Regions from separate parts of the Homo sapiens genome. Here all the other regions are linked to region 2. Evidence: chromatin loops called from intact Hi-C (ENCODE). Cell type or tissue: endothelial cell of umbilical vein. All regions are shown on one strand.

What was found. Peaks named below come from ENCODE experiments on the same cell type or tissue, not always from the same donor. Only the 100,000 strongest peaks of a DNase experiment are listed, where the experiment ranks them.
Region 1: a loop joins it to region 2, with 3 times the contacts of the local background. A loop is called at or near these places in 10 of 110 quality-filtered maps.
Region 3: it touches region 2 in a loop (10-fold over the local background); 20 of 110 quality-filtered maps call a loop at or near these places.
Region 4: it touches region 2 in a loop (2.5-fold over the local background); 29 of 110 quality-filtered maps call a loop at or near these places.
Region 5: it touches region 2 in a loop (2.7-fold over the local background); 7 of 110 quality-filtered maps call a loop at or near these places.
Region 6: it touches region 2 in a loop (8-fold over the local background); 8 of 110 quality-filtered maps call a loop at or near these places.

The regions. Positions count from the first base shown.
Region 1 is chr4:112,030,277-112,034,276 of GRCh38, reverse strand. The region is part of intron 1 of LINC02945 (long intergenic non-protein coding RNA 2945); the gene reads left to right. Among named protein-coding and RNA genes, the nearest start is that of LINC02945, 80 kb to the left of the region's middle. In endothelial cell of umbilical vein, a CTCF peak has its summit at 2,352 (motif pointing right); a DNase peak (open chromatin) is centred at 2,386; H3K27me3 peaks cover 933 bases.
Region 2 is chr4:110,514,955-110,518,954 of GRCh38, reverse strand. ENPEP (glutamyl aminopeptidase) reads right to left here. Exons shown (of 20, transcript NM_001977.4): 8 at 3,513-3,578. Among named protein-coding and RNA genes, the nearest start is that of ENPEP, 41 kb to the right of the region's middle. RefSeq lists an enhancer at 3,853-4,000. In endothelial cell of umbilical vein, CTCF peaks have their summits at 2,399 (motif pointing right) and 3,873; DNase peaks (open chromatin) are centred at 2,444 and 3,854; H3K4me3 peaks cover 514 bases; H3K27ac peaks cover 915 bases.
Region 3 is chr4:109,421,015-109,425,014 of GRCh38, reverse strand. No RefSeq gene overlaps it. Among named protein-coding and RNA genes, the nearest start is that of SEC24B, 11 kb to the left of the region's middle. In endothelial cell of umbilical vein, a CTCF peak has its summit at 2,437 (motif pointing left); a DNase peak (open chromatin) is centred at 2,424.
Region 4 is chr4:110,048,495-110,052,494 of GRCh38, reverse strand. ELOVL6 (ELOVL fatty acid elongase 6) reads left to right here. Exons shown (of 4, transcript NM_024090.3): 4 at 733-4,000. The coding sequence ends at 1,157. Among named protein-coding and RNA genes, the nearest start is that of EGF, 140 kb to the right of the region's middle. RefSeq lists an enhancer at 306-1,505. In endothelial cell of umbilical vein, a CTCF peak has its summit at 2,358 (motif pointing left); a DNase peak (open chromatin) is centred at 2,374.
Region 5 is chr4:111,629,475-111,633,474 of GRCh38, reverse strand. LOC105377366 (a long non-coding RNA gene) reads right to left here and starts at 1,305. Exons shown (of 6, transcript NR_188427.1): 1 at 1,071-1,305. In endothelial cell of umbilical vein, CTCF peaks have their summits at 1,678 (motif pointing right) and 2,591 (motif pointing right); no DNase peak of the experiment used is centred here; H3K27me3 peaks cover 207 bases.
Region 6 is chr4:110,584,445-110,588,444 of GRCh38, reverse strand. No RefSeq gene overlaps it. Among named protein-coding and RNA genes, the nearest start is that of PANCR, 29 kb to the left of the region's middle. RefSeq lists a silencer at 238-532. In endothelial cell of umbilical vein, a CTCF peak has its summit at 2,004 (motif pointing right); a DNase peak (open chromatin) is centred at 2,144.

The DNA of each region.
Region 1 (4,000 bases), 1.5 Mb before region 2:
ATGCTACAAGTATTTTGGCTTTTTTGTCTGGCATTTCTTTGTACCATGTAAGGTTTTACCACTTAAGTAAAAATATACTCATCTTTTAATATTTCTGGCTGTAAAAAAGCGTTTATCATCCTAAAGATTATTTAAAAATTCACCTATGTTGTCTTCAAGGGAGGTAATGATTTTATTTCTCACATTTGAGTCTTTGATCCATCTTGAATTAGATTTGATAGCAGTCATGAAGGATCCACAAAAGCTTTACTTTTTTGACGATGACAATGCTCAGTTTGAGTACTACAAGGACATACAAAATTAAAAGTAGAACTTCCAATTTCCCTTTGATGGACAAAATCTAAATTTATCTTTTGGGAAATTTTTTCATGATATGAGGTAGGATTTTAGTTTTCTTCTATTTCCCACTCTCATTTTCTTTTATGTTTCTCTTCTTTCTGTAAAACATCTGCTCTTGGGGCTTCTATGAAAGCTTAACAGATTTTCTTCCCAGGAGCCAAGTTATTCCCATCGTATCAGGATTTCACATCGAGATAATTGATTTTAAATGTTGCTTTTTTCACAAGATTAAAATATTTCAACCTAACAATTCATACTGTGAACACTGTTTAGACTAACATCACTAAAATAATTGCCAATCAAGATGAATAGATTTTACTGCTGCTTCAAGATCCCTTTGGAATTTTGACTTCTGCTGTGCATTGGCCAGGGTGATAATTATATCATTTAATCAACATACTTAGTAATGTTTATTAAATATAAAAATATCCATATCAATGAACTTGATATGACCTATTTTGTTATTAATGTAACACAGATAGTATAATTGCATGCACATTTATTGAATGTTTCTTGTGTAGCACTGCAGATCCGCTTGGCCACATCTTTCATTTCAGCCATTGCTGCAGACAACAGTTATGAACAGATTTTTGTTTTTTTTTTTTTGAGACAGCATCTCCCTTTGTTGCCCAGGCTGGAGTGCAGCAGTGTGATCTTGGCTGGCTGCAACCTCTGCCTCCCAGGTTCAAGCAATTCTCCTGCCTCAGCCTCCCGAGAAGCTGGGATTACAGGCATGCACTACCATGCCCAGCTAATGTTTATATTTTTAGTAGTGACCGGGTTTCACCATGTTGGCCAGGCTGGTCTCGAACTCTGGACCTCAGGTCATCTGCCCGCCTTGGCCTCCCAAAGCGCTGGGTTTACAGGCATGAGCCACTGTGCCCGGCCTGTGCACAGATTTTGACCTGTTTTATGTAGGTACAACTGGAAGTGCCTTGCCTCAGTCCATATAAAGCTTCTCTGACACCAGAAGCCTTGGATTCTTGAACACATATGAACAGCCTCCCTGTGTGGGTGAGTTTATGACCCATGGGACAGACCTTGACCAATATGGCATAAAAATGGACAGGAAATGCTCCACCCTTGCATCCTTCCAGAGAGTGATTTGGAGATACGGTACAGTCCATAAGTTTTCTCAGAAGGTCCTGTAGATCCAGGAATCAGTTGCATCCAGGAGTGGCCAATTCTATATTGCATCGTTGTATTGGCTGCCCCTCCTTCTGTATCCATTCTTGTCTCTCCTGCCCCTTCCTGTCCCCCACTCCTGTGATTATAGCTTTCATAAACCATGGATGCATCAGTCTCTGTCTCGGGCTGTTATTTTGGTGTTTCTTAGACTAAAAAACTCATTAGAAAAAGAGTTTAAAAATTATTTCTGATCATTTGTATATTGTGGTTTCCACGAACTATTTATTTTAGCTTAAACCACAGAAAATCTACTAGAAACAGACCTTTGGAATTTTAAAAAAAATCTGCTGAAGACAACTATACTCTGTTCATTTTTAGTTATTTTGCTTTAAAAATTGACTTCCAATCTTCTATTTCTTCCTTTAATAACATTAAATATTTCTTCTTTAGAAAAGAAATCCCATTAACTCAGCAAAAAGGTGCAGGGAATTGACTTGTATGTCAGTTGTTTCACTTTAATTTGAGATAATATAAAGTTATTACTCATTTACTTAGACTGTCATTTAAAATGTAAAGTTGATTTAATCATTGATATCGAATTGTTGTTACTCTTACAGAAGTAAAACACAAAGAATCAAATCCTATGATGCATTCACATACTCACCTCAGAATAAACCAAGGCTTTGGTGTAAATTCATTATGATAAATATTTTAAAATATCTAAGTAATGTAGGAAGGATAAACCAACAATTCACGTAATAGTCGTAAACTTTGAAGCACTGTATTTACCGACAATTTCATTTTCTATGTGAGATTTTCAATATGCTTCTAAATTAGAAATCCTGTGTGCTTTATGGATAAAGAATAGCTTCCCTAAATTTTGGCCACTAGATGTCATGGCAGCTCCATATAAGAAGCCTAGAATGGGGGAGGGTTTGACTACCAAATAGTTTGTTTTCAGACTTCGGCTGCTCTGTTGCACAGAAGTGTATCATTCTGCAGTTTATAAAACCAGCCATTTTACAAAATTAAGGACTACCTCCAGCCAGTGTAAAAATCCAACTAATTTTGGATTTTTTATGTGGCGATGTATATGTTGATAAAGAAAATGGTTGAGAACAATTTAAAACAAATTCTGCTTTTTGACAATGTTGTCATTGCTTTGTACTTACTCTTAACTCCTTTATAACAAATACAACCAACCAACCAAACAACTCAGGGAGCATTGAGAATGAAAGCAAAAGAAAGGTTCTAAAAACCAGCTGGTTTTACATTTTGCCATTAGCTGATAAGATATACCAGCTAATGAGCAAATAAAGAGAATTTATAGCACTTAAATAGCTGAAAAGAAATCATGATCTTCTTATTAGATGATGAACTTATTTTATATTGAAAAAATGTGGTGAATAACTGGGCATAGCTCTTTGGCAATCCATACATGATTGCAAAGGCAAGATGGGGTAAGGTGGTGGTTAAGAACATAGGCTTTGGAGTCCCAAAGCCTAAGGTTTGAGATGTGGATTTTCCCCTACTTGTTATATGATGTTTTATTGCTTCATCTATAAAGAAGAATAGTTGATAATACTTATCCTGAAGGGTTGTTTTAAGGCTCAAATAGGTTTGTGAATATAAAGTTCTTAGCACAGTGTCCTCAGCATTGTAAGCAATCAATAAATAGCTACTCTCATTATAAAGATGAAATTTCATATCAAACACTTTAAAATGAAAAGCCCAATACTTCAAAATGCAAAAAGAGAATAAGCTTTAATCATTTTTCTAGCAAAATATAGTTCTGAAATAGAGGATAGCATAAATAGCCCTCCTAAAGTAAAGCCATCATGGACTTGAGACTGCGTCCATGGAAAGGAGTTGCTTATTGCAGTGATCATTACTAATATCTACAATGTTAAGTCCCCCATTTTTATTATTATGGTTTCTTATAGTGATAACAGTGTCCAGAAAGGCTGCTGATTTCTGATTTCCTACGTTCCACCTGAAGGTTGGCAGTCTCAGTCAGATGGCCCTCGTTGTACTGGGTCCACCTGTTTCCTCTCACTCTGACAGTTTAGCATTTAATGTAGAAAGGGCAGCAGGGCACAATCCCAAGACCATGCCTCACATTCCAGAGGGTCTGAACCAGAGACGATTCCATGACACCTTCTTAATATGCATAAAATAATGTGATATTGGAGGTGCCAGGACAGCAGACATCTGTCTTTAAATGTGCTCTTCCCAAAAATTGATGTATATGATACCCAGAAAAAACCTCATATTTATTTGTGCATATTTGAATAGTAACCTGAAATACTTTCATATTTTAAAAGTGTTTCAGCACATAATATTAACGTGATTGTATTTTCAGAGGCATGAAAGGGACAATTGAAACAAGGGGGTGGGTGTGGTGTGACTCTGGAGGGAAGGACAAGATCAAGGAAAAGTGGTGGAGAGAGACTTTGCCATCCATTAGTATGGCTTTGCCAGCTTCAGTAGGATTTAACATGTTGTTCTCCTACTTGCTACAGGTTTTAGAAAA
Region 2 (4,000 bases):
TTAAATAATAATAATTGAATACTTGGCATAGTAATAGTTATAACCATAGCTGTGTTTTGATGACAATTTCTATTGAATATCTTTTAAAATTAATTTAGAGGAGTTTGACTACTACAAGGTCTTGAGCTTAGAACCATGCAATCGTGGAACTGGAAGGGACTTTAAATATTATTTAATAAAGCTCCCACATTTTGAGGTGAAGGAAACTGCTCTCCCTAACTACCTGGGTGCCTTCAGAGGTGAAGAGATTTGCCTGAGATTATGATGAGGAGAATTCTGAACCCTGGATCAGTGTGTGTGGTTTTCATCACTGTTATTGTTGTTACTGCTTTTAAAATTGCAGTTTCTTGCTTCTCATGAACCACAGGCTGAATGGAAATTTATGTAATCAGCATATTAAAAGGTACTAATTTTATATTGTCTAGATTAGTGCTTTTGAATATTCTATATTAAGACACTTCCCTCTTCACCTTGAATAATCATGTAATCATTCAAGTCAAAATTACACGATGACCTAGGTCACAGTTCATTATTAGTTGGAATCAGTGAGCACAAAAGGAAACGAACAATGTTTCTGTTACTAGTATCCCAAGAAGGGAAAAGACATTTTCCAGCTGACCCATTCCTGTCTTATTGACAGTACTACTGATACTAGAAGAAAAAGAAAGGAAGAATATATTCTCGGTTTCTATTTCATGACCACATATTGTTATGAATGTCCCCTTCTCTATTACATCTTTTATGTACATGTATAGCCTTAAAGATTTTCCAGTTGATAATTTTGCTCTTATTTCCCCCATCCTGCACCTATTTTGCTGTTTGAGGTTGAGTTTGGGGCAAGGTGATGAGCATGAAAGAGAATAGACAAATGGCCAGCCCCAGATTTAGTTCCACACCAGGTTAGCTAATAAAGAGTCACTTTGGGCAGAAAGTTAGTATTTGCAACAGAAATACCTTGAACTCCCATTCATAGCCTGTGGGATTTCAGGGCAACAATCATAGAGTGATGATGACAACTCAAGGAGGATATTGTTGGGATGCTCAAACTATGTGAACTATGGAACTATGTTCCAGTTGGTCTGAGGGTTTATTGGATGTGGTCCATATCGATCATATACTATTTTCAGATATTAGCTAGTGTTTGAAGATTGAAGGAAAAGGGTGTTTGGGTGTTTTGTGTAAATTCATTCCATAGCACTATAATGGCATGAAATATTAATATCTATTCTTCATAGTTCAGTTTTTAGCACCATCTGTGATCACAGTTAAAGGAAGACTTTTAACTTAAGAATTATTAATTTTAGACAAAACCGGTTTTTTAAATTAATTATAACATAGATACTAGGTTAAAGGAAATATGAGAGTTTTATGGAATTATTAGGATAGCTATTCATTTTCAAGGAATCTTAGTACTTCTCTATCAAAGTCAATATGAAAGATTATTTAATTTGAAGCCAGCTCTGAAGATGCCAAAATTGTTATTTATTAATTACAATTTAATTTAGAATCAAAACTATACAAACTGAATTTTAACTTAATTTTTGAAAATGAATCTTCTTTATTTCTATGTCCTGTATAATTTATTATAGGCTATTCACTCATTCATTCATTTAACAAACATTTTCAGGATGACGTAACATGTGTAATTAAACTAGGCCCTGCAGTATGGGTAAAGATATAGAAGACAGAGTCCCTGATTAAAGATGCTTACAATGGGCAGGGCACAGTGGTTCATGGCTGTAATCCCAGCACTTTGGGAGGCCGAGGCGGGCGGATCTCTTGAGCTCACAAGTTCAAGACCAGCCTGGGCAACGTGGCGACACCCCGTCTCTACTAAAAATATAAAAATTAGCCGGGTGTGGTGGTGCCTGTAATTCCAGCTACTCGGGAGACTGAGACATGAGAATCGCTTGAACCCGGGAGGCAGAGGTTGCAATGAGCCAAGATCACGCCACTGCACTCCAGCCTTGGCGACAGAGCGAGACTCTGTCTCAATAACAATAATAATAATAATAATGCTTACAGTGAGGGAATATATGATAACATTTGAGTTTGAAACTTATGGAAAAGTTACAAGATGTTCTCATGATGCAGAAGCACAAGCACATAGCTTCTCTCTTTGCACCTAATGTCTCTACAAAATATTTTACTAATAGACAAAGGGTTAAAATATACTGATATACTTCCAAATATTTCCGAAATCTTGACTTTATTTCTTACTTTAATAATCACCTAGATGTTTCACTATTGGGTAGAAGGGGGCCGTTTTCTTTTAGAGTAGTGTAGAGAGGGCTAAATGCCACATAAGAAGGCTTGATGGGAGTGAGATCTATGTGAATGGTGACCTTCTCCTGGGGAATCACATACAGAAGAAGTACTTTCTGTGGCAGCCAGCAGGGGGCATTTCTCCAACCTGTTTTCTGCTCTCTGGGATGAATACCGTCAGCACTGCTACTCCTGACTACCTGGGTTATCGCAGCAGGCAGGATGTAGGTGGAAGGGAAAGAGTAGGAAGAGAACTTCATTTCTAGGCTGGAATGGGGCCAACCTGCAGAGACGGCAGTTATAGGGACACATTGTAGCTACTTTGATAAAATTAAAAATAAAAACAAACCTGGGACGATTGGCTTAGGGTCTGTTAGAAAAACGAAAATGAAACAGAAACATCTCCTGGAATAATACGCTTAAGTGGGATGTGTGAAATGTTTCAGAAAGTTTATTGTCATTTCTGTTACCAAAAGGAAGCAAGCCTCTTTATTCACTGACTCCATTGTAATAAGCATACTAATATTGATCTTTTCTAATCTAATAATAAGGGAAAAGTCTTGTACTCAGTATAAGGAATGACCTTTATAGATAAATTTAGATGTTTATATCATGTTGCTATGGAAAGAATCGTATTCCCTGAAATTCATATAAGCCCTAACCCCCAGTGTGATAGTATTTAGAAACGAAGCCTTTGGGAGCTGTCACATTTAGATGATATCGTGAGGCTGGGACTCTTATGGTGGAACCAGTATCCTTATAAGAGACACCAGAGTGCTCTCTCTCTCTCCCTCTCTCTCTCTCTGCTATGAGGACACAGTGGGAAGTCTACCATCTGCAAGCCCGGAAGAGAGGCTTCACCAGAAACGGAATCAGCCAGCACTTTGATCTTGGACTTTCCAGCCTCCATAACTGCAAGAAAAATGCATTTCTATTGTTTAAGCCACCCAGTCTATGGTATTTCCTTATGGCAGCCCAAGCTGACTAAGACACATGTAAGGAGTTTCAAAAATAACTAAGTAATCTGTTTCAACTTCTCCATGAGACTTCTGCTAAATGATCATTACAGATACAATGTAGGTACTCAATTGGATGTAAAATCATGTTTTTATCTTTTGCTATATTATCTATGCCTCAGTAAAGAGATTAAAAAGGAAATTATCCTTGATTAATCACATATCTTAACATTCACCAGCCACATATCAATGTAGTTTAATTTTGATATCACTAAAAGTAATAAATCATACCTGACATCCTTTTTGAAAATTCTCTGGTTTTATCCAGTCTTCAAGCATTCTCAAAATAGAAGATCCCTACAATGGGGATAAAAAGACAAATGAAACTAATAAAGGCTATGTAAGGAACAATGATCAGTTATTACTCTTGCAACTAGTATTTCATGATCATATTTGTGAGATTAGTTCCTCAAGATGATTCTGCTAAATTATATGGCTCTATGATTTTAGGATGAAAATACCACTTGGCACAGTCCCTGTATCTATGCATCTAAAATAACTAAAAGGTAAAGAGAAATTGCTAAAATGGCCATCATTTCAGGGACTTCAGATTCAAATAATTATTGCACTTCCCCAAATAAACCAGCAGATGGGGCTTTCTTAATGAAAGAGAAATAGTCTAAAAAATCACATTCTTTGATGAATGAGGAAAGTAGTTTCAGGGTAAAATTCTGCCAACTTATTAAATATATTTTCATATTTGAAAATAAGAATTATAT
Region 3 (4,000 bases), 1.1 Mb after region 2:
GTGATTCTCCTGCCTCAGCCTCCGAAGTAGCTGGGATTACAAGCATGCACCATGCCCCGCTAATTTTGTATTTTTAGTAGTGTAGGGTCCAGCCCTACAGGGCCTGTGGGTTTTTCCTTAGTGTGCAGAGATGAGAGATTGTAGAAAAATAGACATGAGACAAAGAAATAGAAGGAAACACAGCTGGGCCCAGGGGACCACTACCACCAATGCGCGAAGCCTGGTAGTGACCCTGAATGCCTGGACACACTGCTATTTATTGTATGCAAGGCAAGGGGGCAGGGTAAGGAGTTTGAGTCATCTCAAATGATTAATAAGGTCAAGCAAGTCACGTGTCCACGTGACGGGGGGCCTTTCCCTTTGTGATAGCTGAAGCAGAGAGGGAGGACAGTATATGTCAGCATTTCTTCTGTGCACTTATCAGGAAGATCAAAGACTTTAGTACTTTCACTAATTTTGTTACTGCTATCTTTTAAGAACTTAAAAGGAGGTGCCAGGTGTACAGGCAGAACATGAAAGTGGACAAGGAGCATGACCACTGAAGCACAGCACCACAGATGTTTAAGCCTCCAGATGACTGCGGGCAGGCCTGGCTAATGTCAGGACTCCCACAAGAGTTGGTGGAGCAGTGTTCTCTAACTCCCCCCGGGGAAAGGGAGACTCGCTTTCCCGGTCTGCTAAGTAACGGGTGCCTTCCCAGGCACTGGCGCTACCGCTAGACCAAGGTCTGCCGAGTAACGGGTGCCTTCCCAGGCACTGGCCCTACCGCTAGACCAAGGTCTGCCAAGTAATGGGTGCTTTCCCAGGCACTGACCTTACCGCTAGACCAAGGAACCCTCAAGCGGCCCTTATCCGGGCGTGACAGAGGGCTCACACTCTTGTCCTTTGGTTACTTCTCACCATGTCCCTTCAGCTCCTGACTCTGTATGGCCTGGTGTTTTCTAGGTTATGATTATAAAACAGAGATTATTATAATACTAAAAGAGCAACACTACCAACTAAAGATTGATAATATTCATATATAATCATGTCTATATCTTATTTTTAGTATAACTTTTTGTATTCTAATTATTTTCTTTTATTATACTGGAACAGCTTGTGCCTTCAGTCTCTTGCCTCAGCACCTGGGTGGCTTTCCGCCCACAAGTAGAGATGGGGTTTCTGCATGTTGGTCAGGCTGGTCTCGAACTCCCGACCTCAGGTGATCCACCTGCCTCGGCCTCCCAAAGTGCTGAGATTATAGGCATGAGCCACCGTGCCCAGCCTGCTTACTTTCAAAATAAGGTAAAAGTCTGAGGAAAAAATAATAGTTCCCATTTCTGGAGCATTTAGGCTGTGCCAGGCATTGTTCTATGTATGTTCATGTATTATTTCCTCAAAAAAGTACACACTTTAATTCTGCAGATGAGAAATCTGAAACTCAAAGAGATTGAGAATCTTCTCCACACACATGATTATCCCAATAATCTGGTGAGTTGAATGAGAAATAGAAGTCAAAGAGGAAGAAGGCAGGGTTGCCTGAAAGATTCCAGAATCTGGATATAAAGGTGCATTCTCCAGCAGCTGCTGATGGCCACTAACAGGATTTTCTCTTATATATCTTAGTTGGGCATGAAGGGTATGAGAGATTTCAAGCATACTGAGGAATGACACTTTCAATTGCTTCCCCAGCCAAGTAGCTTCAATGGACAGATTACCCAGAATTTAAAACAAGAAAAAATATAATCTAATTAGATCACTTATATTACTTTGTCATTGCCATATCTTTCTAACAATTTAAAAAAAAATGGACTTTTAAAAAAAGCCCCGTATCTGAGGCTCTAAAATCCAACAGTCCTCTTCGTTTTAATGCTTAATTTTGTTTTTGTTTTTGTTTTGAGATGGAGTCTCGCTCTGTCACCAGGCTGGAGTGCAATGGCGCAATCTCAGCTCACTGCAACCTCCGCCTCCCCGGTTCAAGCAATTCTCCTGCCTCAGCCTCCCGAAATGATTAGTTTTACAAACAGACCAGAAGCGGGGCGCAGTGGCTCACGCCTGTAATCCCAGCACTTTAGGAGGCCGAGGTGGGCGGATCACAAGGTCAGGAGTCTGAGACCAACCTGGCCAATATGATGAAACCCCGTCTCTACTAAAAATACAAAAATTAGCCCGTAGTGGTGGCCTGCGCCTGTAGTCCCAGGGCTTGGGAGGCTGAGGCAGGAGAATCGCTTGAACCCGGGAAGCGGAAGTTGCAGTGAGCCAGGATCGCGCTGCTGCACTCCAGCCTGGGCGACAGAGCGAAACTCCGTCTTAAACAAACGAACAAACAAAAAACAAAAACAAACAAACAAAAACCCAAAACAAAAAAACCAGACCAGAAAGCCCCAACCCGCTTTTCCATCTGGACGCTCTTCCTACGTAGTCTACAATGTCGGTGGGCTTCCACCGCCATCTGGTGGACGATGTGTAGATGTGCTCTGACTTGAGGAGACTTCGCTGGCGTGGAGAGGAATGTGATTAATGAGAAGAGTTTTCCATTCATGCAATTGATTTGAAAGCAATGCATAGGAATCTAAAAACTGAATAGATAAAAGTGCTTACTTCTAGGCAATCAAAAAGGGGAACAATTTGTATGTGTTGACTTATTGACTAGGATGAGATGGAACCAAATAAATTAACATTTTCTTTAATGCTGCTAGAATCCTTCAACTTCGCACTACATAGCATGCAACACTTTTTGAACAGTCCCAGCACCATGAATCTGCTTAAGTAAAGCTGTTTATGCAGTCGTCTCATCTGAGAGTACAGGAAACTCTGTATCTACATCCATTTCTGTTTATCTTTATAGTCCCCTTGTCCCACACCTAAAATTTCAACATTAAGAATCTACTTTCTCACTGGGGCCTGTCAGGGGGAGTGGGGGAAGGGAGAGCACCAGGAAAAATAGTTAATGCATGCTGGACTTAGTACCTAGATGATGGGTTGATAGATGCAGCAAACCACCATGGCACATGTTTACCTATGTAAAAAACCTGCACATCCCATACATGTACCCTGGAACTTAAAATCATAAAATAAAATAAAAAGAATCTACTTTCTGAGCTGGGCGCGGTGGCTCACATCTGTAATCCCACCACTTTAGGAGGCTAAGCTGGGAGGATCACTTGATCTTAGTTGTCCAAGACCAGCCTGGGCAACAGAATAAGATCCTGTCTTTATTACAAAAAGAATCTACTCTGTTCTGATAACACTGTACTATTTCTTTTTATTTTAAAATTCAGGTAAAGTTTTGTCTGCATTTTAACCTTAAAGTGTTAGGGTGGGGACGTGGTGGGGGAAAGTGTGTGGCAGAGAATAAGCATTGGTACTGCGGCTACCATATTGTTCTAGCATTTCACCATTGGCACATGACTGCCTTGCACATGGTGATTAGATTGGACCATGGGACCAGTTCTGGTCAGTGAGTTATGCTTTAATATTTTAAAAATCCATAGATTCTAGGCAAATAGTTATCATATGACAATAAGGCAGAGTAGATCTCATAATATTCAGTGATTTGGGGGGTTAATTTCCTTTGTCACTTCTTAGTTTGTAAAACAAATGAGACATTAAGTATATACCATGCTTAATGTCATCTTCTCCTATCATAAATATAGGACAAATGGTATGAATTGTGATACAATATAATGAAATTAATTTTTTTCATACTTCTCAGCACATAGCCACATAAATAAATGCTGCCTTTCAAAGCAATCAGCTTGGGTAATGATACGTTTATTTTAGCAATGTGCATGATATGGTTTGGCTCAATGGTTTGGCTCAATGTTCCCACGCAAATCTCATTTGAATTGTAATCCCCAGTGTTGGGGAGGGACCTGGTGGGAGGTGGTTGGATCATGGGGGCACATTTCTACCTTGCTGTTCTCATAATAGTGAGTGAGTTCTCATGAGATCTGGTTGTTTGAAAATGTGTAGCACTTCCCCCTTCACTCTCTGTCTCTCCTGCTCTGCCATGTGAAGA
Region 4 (4,000 bases), 470 kb after region 2:
TTATTTTCAATTGCTCCTCACTTGATTCACTGGTATAAAATATTCCTATTACCCTTGTCAGCAAATGTGTATAGAAGAGGATTTTTGTCCCCCTTTTTCTGTCTTTTGTTTAGGTTTTACTTTTCTCACTGCCATTTGGCAAGGCTGTGTAATTTAGGGAGCTCACAAAGATATATGTTTGAGGGGTACCTTTTATCATGTACCAAAGAAAAATTATGGTTTTACTACTCTAGAGAAGCCTTAGAACATTTTGCTGGGCACTTGACTTCCAGTCTGTTTCCTTTGATTGATAAATGATCTAAGACAAGTCACCAGTCCCCTCCAGGTGGTATTTCCTAAAATGTATAGTTGAGTTGGGAGTTGGCAACATAGTTGTTAATGTCCCTTCCAGATCAATGATGGATAAGATTTTGTGTGAAATACCTTGAAAGAAACATTTGCTGCTTGCCTCCTGTGTGTGAAGAGAGCCATGCTGATTATCCTACTTAATCCTCAGGTGATTCCATGCTACTCTTTTAAATTATCACCATTTATATAGATGAGGAAACTAGAAATAGTGAGGATAACTAACTTGTCCAGGGTCACAGAGCTAGTAAGTACCAGTTCAGGGTTCTAATCCAGTCTATGTAACTCTCCAGTCCTAGCTCAGGATGTCTACCCTCTTACAAAACTGTAAGTCATCGTTACTGGTGGTCAAGGATCTCACGTACCTTCTTCCTCTTTGTCTTCCAGGAGATACAATATTCATTATTCTGAGGAAGCAGAAGCTGATCTTCCTGCACTGGTATCACCACATCACTGTGCTCCTGTACTCTTGGTACTCCTACAAAGACATGGTTGCCGGGGGAGGTTGGTTCATGACTATGAACTATGGCGTGCACGCCGTGATGTACTCTTACTATGCCTTGCGGGCGGCAGGTTTCCGAGTCTCCCGGAAGTTTGCCATGTTCATCACCTTGTCCCAGATCACTCAGATGCTGATGGGCTGTGTGGTTAACTACCTGGTCTTCTGCTGGATGCAGCATGACCAGTGTCACTCTCACTTTCAGAACATCTTCTGGTCCTCACTCATGTACCTCAGCTACCTTGTGCTCTTCTGCCATTTCTTCTTTGAGGCCTACATCGGCAAAATGAGGAAAACAACGAAAGCTGAATAGTGTTGGAACTGAGGAGGAAGCCATAGCTCAGGGTCATCAAGAAAAATAATAGACAAAAGAAAATGGCACAAGGAATCACACGTGGTGCAGCTAAAACAAAACAAAACATGAGCAAACACAAAACCCAAGGCAGCTTAGGGATAATTAGGTTGATTTAACCCAGTAAGTTTATGATCCTTTTAGGGTGAGGACTCACTGAGTGCACCTCCATCTCCAAGCACTGCTGCTGGAAGACCCCATTCCCTCTTTATCTATCAACTCTAGGACAAGGGAGAACAAAAGCAAGCCAGAAGCAGAGGAGACTAATCAAAGGCAAACAAAGGCTATTAACACATAGGAAAAAATGTATTTACTAAGTGTCACATTTCTCTAAGATGAAAGATTTTTACTCTAGAAACTGTGCGAGCACAACACACACAATCCTTTCTAACTTTATGGACACTAAACTGGAGCCAATAGAAAAGACAAAAATGAAAGAGACACAGGGTGTATATCTAGAACGATAATGCTTTTGCAGAAACTAAAGCCTTTTTAAGAAATGCCAGCTGCTGTAGACCCCATGAGAAAAGATGTCTTAATCATCCTTATGAAAACAGATGTAAACAACTATATTTCAACTAACTTCATCTTCACTGCATAGCCTCAGGCTAGTGAGTTTGCCAAAACCAAAGGGGGTGAATACTTCCCCAAGATTCTTCCTGGGAGGATGGAAACAGTGCAGCCCAGGTCCCATGGGGGCAGCTCCATCCCAGAGCATTTCTGATAGTTGAACTGTAATTTCTACTCTTAAGTGAGATATGAAGCATTATCCTTTTGTTCAGTTGCCCCGGGCTTTTGAACAGAAGAGTAAATACAGAATTGAAAAAGATAAACACTCAACCAAACAATGTGAAAACGGGTTCTGTAGTATTTGTAAAAAGGCCCGGCCCAGGACCACTGTGAGCTGGAAAAGGGAGAAAGGCAGTGGGAAAAGAGGTGAGCCGAAGATCAATTCGACAGACAGATGGTGTGTATGCCCCTCCCTGTTTGACTTCACACACACTCATAACTTTCCAAATGAAACCCCACAGTATAGCGCATATTTTCGATATTTTTGTGAATTCCAAAAGGAAATCACAGGGCTGTTCGAAATATTGGGGGAACACTGTGTTTCTGCATCATCTGCATTTGCTCCCCAAGCAATGTAGAGGTGTTTAAAGGGCCCTCTGCTGGCTGAGTGGCAATACTACAACAAACTTCAAGGCAAGTTTGGCTGAAAACAGTTGACAACAAAGGGCCCCCATACACTTATCCCTCAAATTTTAAGTGATATGAAATACTTGTCATGTCTTTGGCCAAATCAGAAGATATTCATCCTGCTTCAAGTCAGCTTCAGAAATGTTTTAAAAGGGACTTTAGCTCTGGAACTCAAAATCAATTTATTAAGAGCCATATTCTTTAAAAAAAAAAAGCTGGATAATATTCTCTGTAATATTTCAGTCCTTTACAAGCCAAATACATGTGTCAATGTTTCTAGTATTTCAAAGAAGCAATTATGTAAAGTTGTTCAATGTGACATAATAGTATTATAATTGGTTAAGTAGCTTAATGATTAGGCAAACTAGATGAAAAGATTAGGGGCTTCCACACTGCATAGATTACACGCACATAGCCACGCATACACACACAGACACACAGATGTGGGGTACACTGAACTTCAAAGCCCAAATGAATAGAAACACATTTTCTGGCTAGCAGAAAAAAACAAAACAAAACTGTTGTTTCTCTTTCTTGCTTTGAGAGTGTACAGTAAAAGGGATTTTTTCGAATTATTTTTATATTATTTTAGCTTTAATTGTGCTGTCGTTCATGAAACAGAGCTGCTCTGCTTTTCTGTCAGAGATGGCAAGGGCTTTTTCAGCATCTCGTTTATGTGTGGAATTTAAAAAGAATAAAGTTTTATTCCATTCTGTGTGAATGGTTTGAGCAGTGAACAAAGAATCCATGCAAACCAAGTCATGACTGGAAGAAATGGGGAGTGGGGGACAGTGCAGGGGAGGAAAGCTGTTACATCTATGTTAAATGATTGTGAGCAGTCTATAATGTCTTGATGTTGGTTCATAGGTGAGACACAACTGATGGAGGAATGTATTATAAATTATGCAAAATCTGACATGAGCTGAAAAGACAGGTCCTTTTATAAGAGCTAATAGATGCTTAGGATGCAAATGTTATTTTGAGCTTCGCAAATACATGATACCGTGCAATAAGCCTTTTTTCCTTATAACAGAAAATGAGAATAATTAAAATGAGGAGAAGGCCACATAACAGTTGACTTGAATTTAATTGAAGGACCCATTGGAGGCTCATCTGGTTGATTTAATTATTTAATTGAGTGATTTATTGCAGATCTCTTAATGCAGGTTAGAAACGGAAGTGAGCATAAACCTTAAAAAGACTCTAAATGATGCTTCCAAAGCACTTTCATTTTGGTATTAGGTTCATGTTTGTTTGTCTTTACTTGTAAAATAATTTGGAATTTTTGTTTACAGGGTGAATGTCTTAATAGTTTTAAAATTAGCTAAATATATCTAAAGGCATTTCCAATGTTTATCATGGGAGGAAAAAAGCCACATTTTTTTTAAAACAAAACAAAACAAAACAAAATTTTGGTAATATAGGTTCAATACACTGTTTTTAACATCTCAGCTTAGCCGCTTTAATCATATCAAGATATGAGGCTGGATCACTGGCCCATGACAAATCTGAAACCTACCAGAGAATTGACTGCTGCATAGATAATCCTGCTGCCAGTTAACATTCCAGAAAAACTTGGGCAGGCAAGTTTTTATAGCTGCCCCACT
Region 5 (4,000 bases), 1.1 Mb before region 2:
GATACTTTTCAAAGTTACCCATGCAGGAGAACAATTTACTCTCTTGGTTCATGTTGTCTGCCCTCTCCTTCTTCAAGGTCTCATTTTCCTTCTAAGCATCTCCTCTCTCTGGCAGTTTTTGTGAGATAAAACTCATTATACATGGAAAATTTCTATAAAAATCAGAGACTTGAAGACATTAAGAATCTCTGAGCTCAACTAACAACCATTCATCTCTGTTATGCTTAAAAGTTATCAGTAGGCACACAGTGGGAATCCAATAAATGGTTTTATACTAAACTACATTGAAAACTTTTTCACCATGCCACGCAATTAGTTAAGAGGAAATCAAGCTATTTAAAAATATTAGGAAATGCATTCAAGGATGACTTACACAAAATTTTTAAAACAGAAATACAAACATGTATTTATATCTACATTGTTGAGATTCTAAAGTCATTTTACATATATCTCAGTAGATGTTTCTAGTATGCCTGCAGAAGTCTTACTAAAGCTGGGAGTGCAGAATATTTGACTCATTCTTCTTAGTCATAATGCTGTTACCTAATACTAATGTCTTTCTTCAGAAACACTTAATAACATATGCCACATTGAAGTTGATAGCAATGCTTGCAGTTAGAGTAACATGGCAAAATTTCAGAAAGGAAGGAAAACAGCCCTCCTTCCCCTGCTTTAAAAAAAAAAAATATGGTCAGCCATGCCTTTTCCCTTTCTGCTGGGTATGTAAGACAATATCCATTCTGCCTTTTGTTGCAGGTAAACCAAGGCCATTTAGGTAATGTGTTGCTTTTGTCTTGATTGTTTATGCCAGTTATGAGCAAACATACAAGCGAAGTGCTAAAGGCAAGCTGTCAAGTCATTGTACTGAGAGCTGGGCTAGAAATTCGAGTTGAATTACTTAGTTAATCGAATGTCTCAATGTAAAAAGAGTGTGGAAATACTGTTTTGTGGTAGCTTATTTCAGAGACAGATCTGCTTAGATCTCTGCTACCGTTTTTTCCAATTTCCTACCAAGAGTAAATTGGTTTTGCTCACATTATTGCTCTTTCTCACGTTTCAGTTGGTCTTACCAGAGAAAATGGCTCAATGCGGTAGCAATGATTTGGAGAATACCAATCCCTTGATTTAGGCGACAGGTTTTTGTTTCTTCTCACCCATTGTTCTGGATGCTTTTTCTTCTTTTTATAAACAGAACAGAACAAAAGACTATTGTTCTTAACGTGCACTGCATGTGCTAGTAACGTATAAGGGAAAATATAACAGGAGGGGTTTTCTTTTCCAGTTACATATTATACCACTGCCTAACAGAAGTGCTAGCAGCATAAAATGATGCAATAAACCTCTCTAACAGTAGCTGATTTGTATGCAACAATGACCATAAGGGTAACTCTTCAGCAAACCTGAATCTCATATATAATGCATAGCAGTTAATAAATCATAGTAAAATCAGATGGCTTAGAGCCAACAGTACCCACCTAGTAATGGAAAGGGGTGGAAAGATTTATAGAGAGACAGATTCTGTCTGGATTTTGCTTTTAGGATGCTCAGCAACTGCAGTGAAGTATCTGACATGGTTTCTAGCTAGGCTTGTATTCTGTTCATTCACTCCATCTTTTTGTCTGAAGATCTTTTGCATAGAGCTGCTACCCTTTTTCTTCTACCACCAGGTGGAGTGTTTTCTACCATTATTTAAGGTTTTGCACTTCAGACCAATACAAATCTTATGAGGAGAAAATGTTCTTTTTGAACACCTCATTTTTAAAATAAGTTTTTAGTGAGCTGCTTTCCTCGATCAAATGCATTCAGATAAATATACCTTGAAACCACTTCTCAAAACACTAATTTTGCTTTAAATAATGTCACATATCTTGACAGAGAAGCAGAGTTATATTTTTTGCTTTATACTTTCAGAACAAAGTGTTCTTAGATGTGCTTATTGGATCTCACTGCCAGTGTTTTACTGGCTCTACCATGTGAATCTTAAAAATGCAGAATTTGCAAATTTGTCACATGTCAAGGAAAAGAATATTGAGGACAACATGTGCCATACAGATCTGAGAGAAGCATTTACTTCAAATCTGTTTCTGGTTATTGGTAGGTCTTGGCCAATTTCCGGTGCTGACATGGGCTATTGAGATGTGTGGCAAACATGTCACCTCAGAGTTAGAAATATTTGAACCTACTGAATTATGATCCTCTACAAATTCTTAGCATTAAAAAAAATGAAGATAAATTGCTGAAGTAGGGGTAGGTATAAGAAATTGTTAATGCTTCCACTTAGTTTTCTACATAATTGTCTATCATGTGCAGACTCACATTTTTATTTTAGATTAAAACTTTACATTTTTCATTTACTGCTGGATTTTGATGAAGTGTGGAACAGGGATCATCTTCCTGAATGCTCTAATACTCATGTACATATTTTCACTAAAAAACATCGTGTATCATACTGTCTCTTTAATGAGGTATGTTGCAATTAAAATGGATAAAATAGCATATAACATCTCAATCTTTTTTTTGTTGTCTAGAGCATTAGAATTTTTTCCTTCAATTATGGTAACCACAAGATGGCAGTAATTCCTTATTAAATGGATAATCTTCTCTGCCCTGGATAGCTGGATAGTGACTGACTCCTGGTAAGAGAGGAGGAAAATAAAGAGAAGCCCCTCTTTGCATTAAGGGTGAAAATAAAATGGCGCAAAGGTTGAAAATAATAGGAGTGGCCTAAAGTAGAGTAAAATGGTTTATCCTGATGTCATTAGGTTTTCAGATGGCAAAAATTTCAGGAGAAATTGTGTCATCAATCAGACTAATCCTCTAGCAGGCAATATTGTAAAATGAGTACTTTGATATAATCTGGGGATGTGACTAGTTTTATTTCTATGTGTAGTAATTAATTGCCTCGTGACTATAAAATCTTAGGCTTGTTTTGGCAGGTTTAATCCTTGGCTCTCATGTGATAGTGCTGCATTAATGACAGTGATTGTAGGCAATAGTTTGATAGTCAGGGATGGTTCACTGCAAAAACAATCCTATGTCCCTGAAATAAATATTAATTCAAAACAAAATAACTGGTGACAAAAATACATAATGAAGTGCCCTAACATTATATGTGCCCTAGAACTCTCTGTGCTTGAGGAACTCAGAACAGATCATATTTCAAGGGAATACTGGTGTATACAGGAGTATAGACAGCAAAGCAAATTGGAAAATAATAGAGGTTTTTTTTGTTTAGTCTCTAGAATTAGCCCCAATTGATAAAGTGATCTTTATTTTTGTGACTGTTAACCAACATGGATAAGATATTTAGAAATTGGATTTTTATAAATACAATCCAATTGAAAATTGGAGATTCAGTGTCATAAATACATATTTTAAAATTATATCAATCAGATAAAGCTGTATAATAGCAACAAAGCTAGGGGAAGCGATGGATCAGAAAGTTATTTATCACAGTGATTTGAAAGGCTAAATATGGCTATGGTCTGAAAAATACCACATAAAATCAATGTTTTTACTATTAGATAAATTGGATTAACTTTTACACATTTGATGGAAAGGAATTTTATTCATTTTTGTAGGTGCAAAATCTAGTTTGATCTCATTTTATATCAATAATTTCTAATTTCCTGCTGTGTATTATAATTCTGATTGTAGCATTTCAGAGTCGTGATAGATTTTCTTTGGGTCTACACATGAAAAGTAAAGGGTCAAGAGAGTTATATGGATGCTTCAGCCTCAAAATATTATTACTGGGCACAATATTGTATATTTAAATTTTGCAGAGAGACTAGATCTTAAGTGTTCTCGCACACACACAAAAAGGTAACTATGCAAAGAGATGAATATGTTAATTAGCTTGATTATGGTAATCATTTCACAATATGCACATATATCAAAACATCACACTGTACACCTGAAATATATACAATTTCTATTTGCCAATTATGCCTCAATAAAGCAAGAAAAAATGTTATTACTAAGAATATCTCAGTAATTA
Region 6 (4,000 bases), 69 kb before region 2:
ATTTACTTGAAAGCACACATGTAAGAGAAGCAGAGAAGCTCTAAAAAATTAAATGATTATATAAGGATATGAAAGAAGGCAATATTATTTTATGGTTCATTCTCTCTCCAAGTAATTTGAAGAGAAGCTCTTGGGAGTAACAGGCCCGTCAAGGTTTAAAAAGATTTTGTCTACAGTCTCGTCTTTCAAGTGAAGGAACAATTAGCAATATTTCCATGGAGACGTGACCAAGTCCCAGGCCAAGAACAACCCTCGCCCCAGGCACCCAGCCCAGGCCCTTCCTGGGGTTCACTGGACCCCGCCAAGAGCAGAAGCCTCGTGTCCCGCACGCTGGGCACCCGCATGAGGCTGCCTGTGGCTGCTCCGCAAGGTCCTCGAGGCAGAAATCTCGGTGGGCGGAACCCAGTTCGATGCTGTCAAGGCTGCCAGTCTCCTCCACACCTTCCCGGAGGCCTCCTCCTTTCCCTCCAAGGCCAAGTGCGCCATTTATTTTGAGAAGCCTGAGGCTTCGTCCTCGTCCTGGGGACCTTTCCGCGCACATCTCTTGCTCCTGCATCCTAGAGGGAACGGCGCTCTGACCTGGAGGAGGCACTAGCCCGACGCTGGACGCACGGAATCCTGAGAACAGGCGGGCTGGGAGCACTGGTGGGCCAGGGCTGCGGCGTCCCAGGCAGGGTCGGGCCTCGCCTTCGCTGCGTTCCCAAGCGAGGCCCTAGAGGAAGGGGCGGAGAGGGTGATCCTCTGAGGCTCCTGAGGACCGGGAAGGGTGTCCACACCCGGGAAAGGGAGGCTATTGTTTTGGCCTTTTACTATTCCACGCTTTCTCCAAAAGCCTGGTTAAAAGTCAAGGGAAGGGCCGGGTGCGGTAGGTCACGCCTGTAATCCCAGCACTTTGGGAGGCCAAGGTGGGCGGATCACGAGGTCAGGAGATCGAGACTATCCTGGCTAACAAGGTGAGACCCCATCTCTACTAAAAATACAAAAAATTAGCAGGGCGTGGTGGCGGGCGCCTGTAGTCCCAGCTACTCGGGAGTCTGAGGCAGGAGAATGGCGTGAACCCGGGAGGCGGAGGTTGCAGTGAGCCGAGATGGCGTCACTGCACTCCAGCCTGGCGACAGAGAGACACTCGTCAAAACAAACAAACAAAAAAGTCCAGGGAAGTGGTTGGTGGTAGGTAAAGTTCCTTGGTCTCTCTGATGGGGTGACTTCTATCCACCCTGAGTCACCCGTTTGTGTCCCAGCTTTCAGCAGTTTCCCCCCAGCTCCCTGGTACTGTCCGTTGTGAAAATTTGAAACGAAAAAAAATCTGCCCTTGGGTGTTCCTAAAACTTTCTGATTGTTTCTCTGGATAGTGGACAGCTGCCATGATAGGCAATCCTCACACCGTATCACGGCGTGTTGAGTTTATCCCAAGATAACAGCGTCTTTGTAGCAATAACTGATGAGGAAGAACATTTTATTTATTCATTTATTTTTAATTTCATAAGTGATGAGAAACCAAGGGTTTGGATGATAGAGTTCCGAGGAAGGAGAAACGCAGGTGTGTAAAACGAGACATTTGGCATATTCAGTGTTGGAGAAAGGTGCTCCTTTTGGAAAGATGAAGTTCAGGGAAATTCATTGTTTCTCAGGTATTTCTGTTTTCCTTAGGATATTTCTAGTTTTGATCACCCTCATTTAAGGAGACAGAAAAAGCTAAGTGAGAACTGAACTTCAGTTCATCAAATCTGTCTTCATTTAGGCTTCAGTCAATCCTTTGTTCTTTGAAAAAAAATCCTCCCCCACCACATCCTACCCCACCATGATATTATAATAGTCCAGCTAAACTACGTATAAAAAAGAATATAAATAAAATATAAGTATTAAGAACACTCAAAGCCGGGTGAAATTATTCATACTTGCAAAAGTTGATGAGCTAATTTGGCTCTGAGCTTGCTTAGAGCAAGCAGTAAAAAATAGAAGGCATTTTGGTTTCTGCAAGGCTACTTTGTAAAATCTTTGATCTGCCACTAGAGGCTGCTCTTAATTCTTAATATGTCAGGACTAATCCAGTGAGAAGTTTTTTTTCCTCACAGCCAGTAAGGAACTGGAGATTACTTTAGAAGCTGCATTTCTTTGCTGTTATTTGATGTCTTTTTCCCGCGAACCGTTCTTTTTCCCTCCCTCTCTCTCTTCCCTCCCTTCCTTCCTTCCCTCCTTCCTTCCTTCTTTCTTTCTTTCTTGGGAGAGGCAGAATGGCACTACGTCAGTTCTGTTTGATTTTGGCTTGCATCCAAATAGAAAATAAAGACACTCTTAGTTTGGGCTTACGCTTTTGTATTTCAGCACAGTACATAGGCTTACGGTGTTTTTGGTTGCCGTTACCAAATTTTCCTTTTTGCAATTTGAAAGACAGCCTGATCAACATAGTGAAACCCTGTCTCTACTAAAAATACAAAAAAAAAAAAATTATACAGGTGTGGGGGCGGTCGCCTGTAATCCCAGCTATTCGGGAGGCTGAGGCAGGAGAATTGCTTGAACCCAGGAGGCGGAGGTTGCAGTGAGCTGAGATCACACCATTGAACTCCAGCCTGGGCAACAACAGCAAAACTCCATCTCAAAAAAAAAAAAAAAAAAAAAGGAACTCATTCAGAATTCAACAGCAACCAAGGAGTGAAGCTGAGAGCAGATCTGATTTGCGTGATGCCAAAGCTCACCTTCTTTTTAATTCATCACACTATAAGTTTAGCAAGGACGGGCCAGGTGTGGTGGCTCATGCCTGTAATCCCAGCATTTTGAGAGGCCAAGGGGGGCAGATCATGGGGTCAGGATATCGAGACCATCCTGGCTAACACGGTGAAACCCCATCTCTACTAAAAATACAAAAAATTAGCTGGGCATGTTGGCACATGCCTGTAGTCCCAGCTACTCAGGAGGCTGAGGCAGGAGGATCGCTTGAACCAGGGAGGCGGATGTTGCAGTGAGCCAAGATGGTGCCACTGCACTCCAGCCCGGGCGACAGAGTGAGACTCTGTCTCAAAAAAAAAAAAAAAAAAAAAAAAGAAGTTTAGCAAGGACAAAAGTATTATTAAGGAATCATCCATACATTTGATAGTTATTGAATTTTATTTTTATTAGCTAAAGTCTATACTTCATTCAGATTACCTTGGGTTTTATCTAATATCCTTTTTCTGTTCGAGGATCCCAACTACGACACCACATTACATTTAGTTGTTTTAGGGCTCCCTGGGTTCCTCTTGGTTGAAACAGTTTCTCACACTTTCACTTTTTTTTTTTTAATCTTGACAGTTTTGAGTAGTGGTCAGACATTTTGTAGAATGTTTCTCAATTGTGATTTGTCTGATATTTTTCTCATGATTAGTCTAGGGTTATGGGTTTGTGGAGGATGGCCACAGAAGTAAAGTGCCATCTTCATTATATCATATCAAGGGTACACGTCAATATGATTTGTCACTGTTAATGTTGATCTGGAACACCTGGCTGTGGTATTGTTTCTCAAGTTCTCCACTTTACTGTCATTTTGTGTAGAGATTACATGTCCCTTTTTTGTCCAGGCTGGTCTCGAACTCCTGAGCTCAGGTGATCCTCCCTCATTGGCCTCCCAGAGTGCTGGGATTATAGGCACGAACCACTGCACCTGGCCCAGATATCTTCCCCCCGCCACTCCCTTTTTTTATTGTATTTTTTGGGAGGAAGTCACTCTGCGCAGTCTGCTTTTATTTATTTATTTATTTATTTATTTATTTTATTTTATTTTTATTTTTTTGAGACGGAGTCTTGCTCTGTCGCCCAGGCTGGAGTGCAGTGGCACAATCTCGGCTCACTGCAAGCTCCGCCTCCCGGGTTCACGCCATTCTCCTGCCTCAGCCTCCCGAGTAGCTGGGACTACAGGTGCCTGCCACCACGCCCGGCTAATTTTTTGTATTTTTAGTAGAGACGGGGTTTCACCGTGTTAGTCAGGATGGTCGCGATCTCCTGACCTCGTGATCCGCCCGCCTCG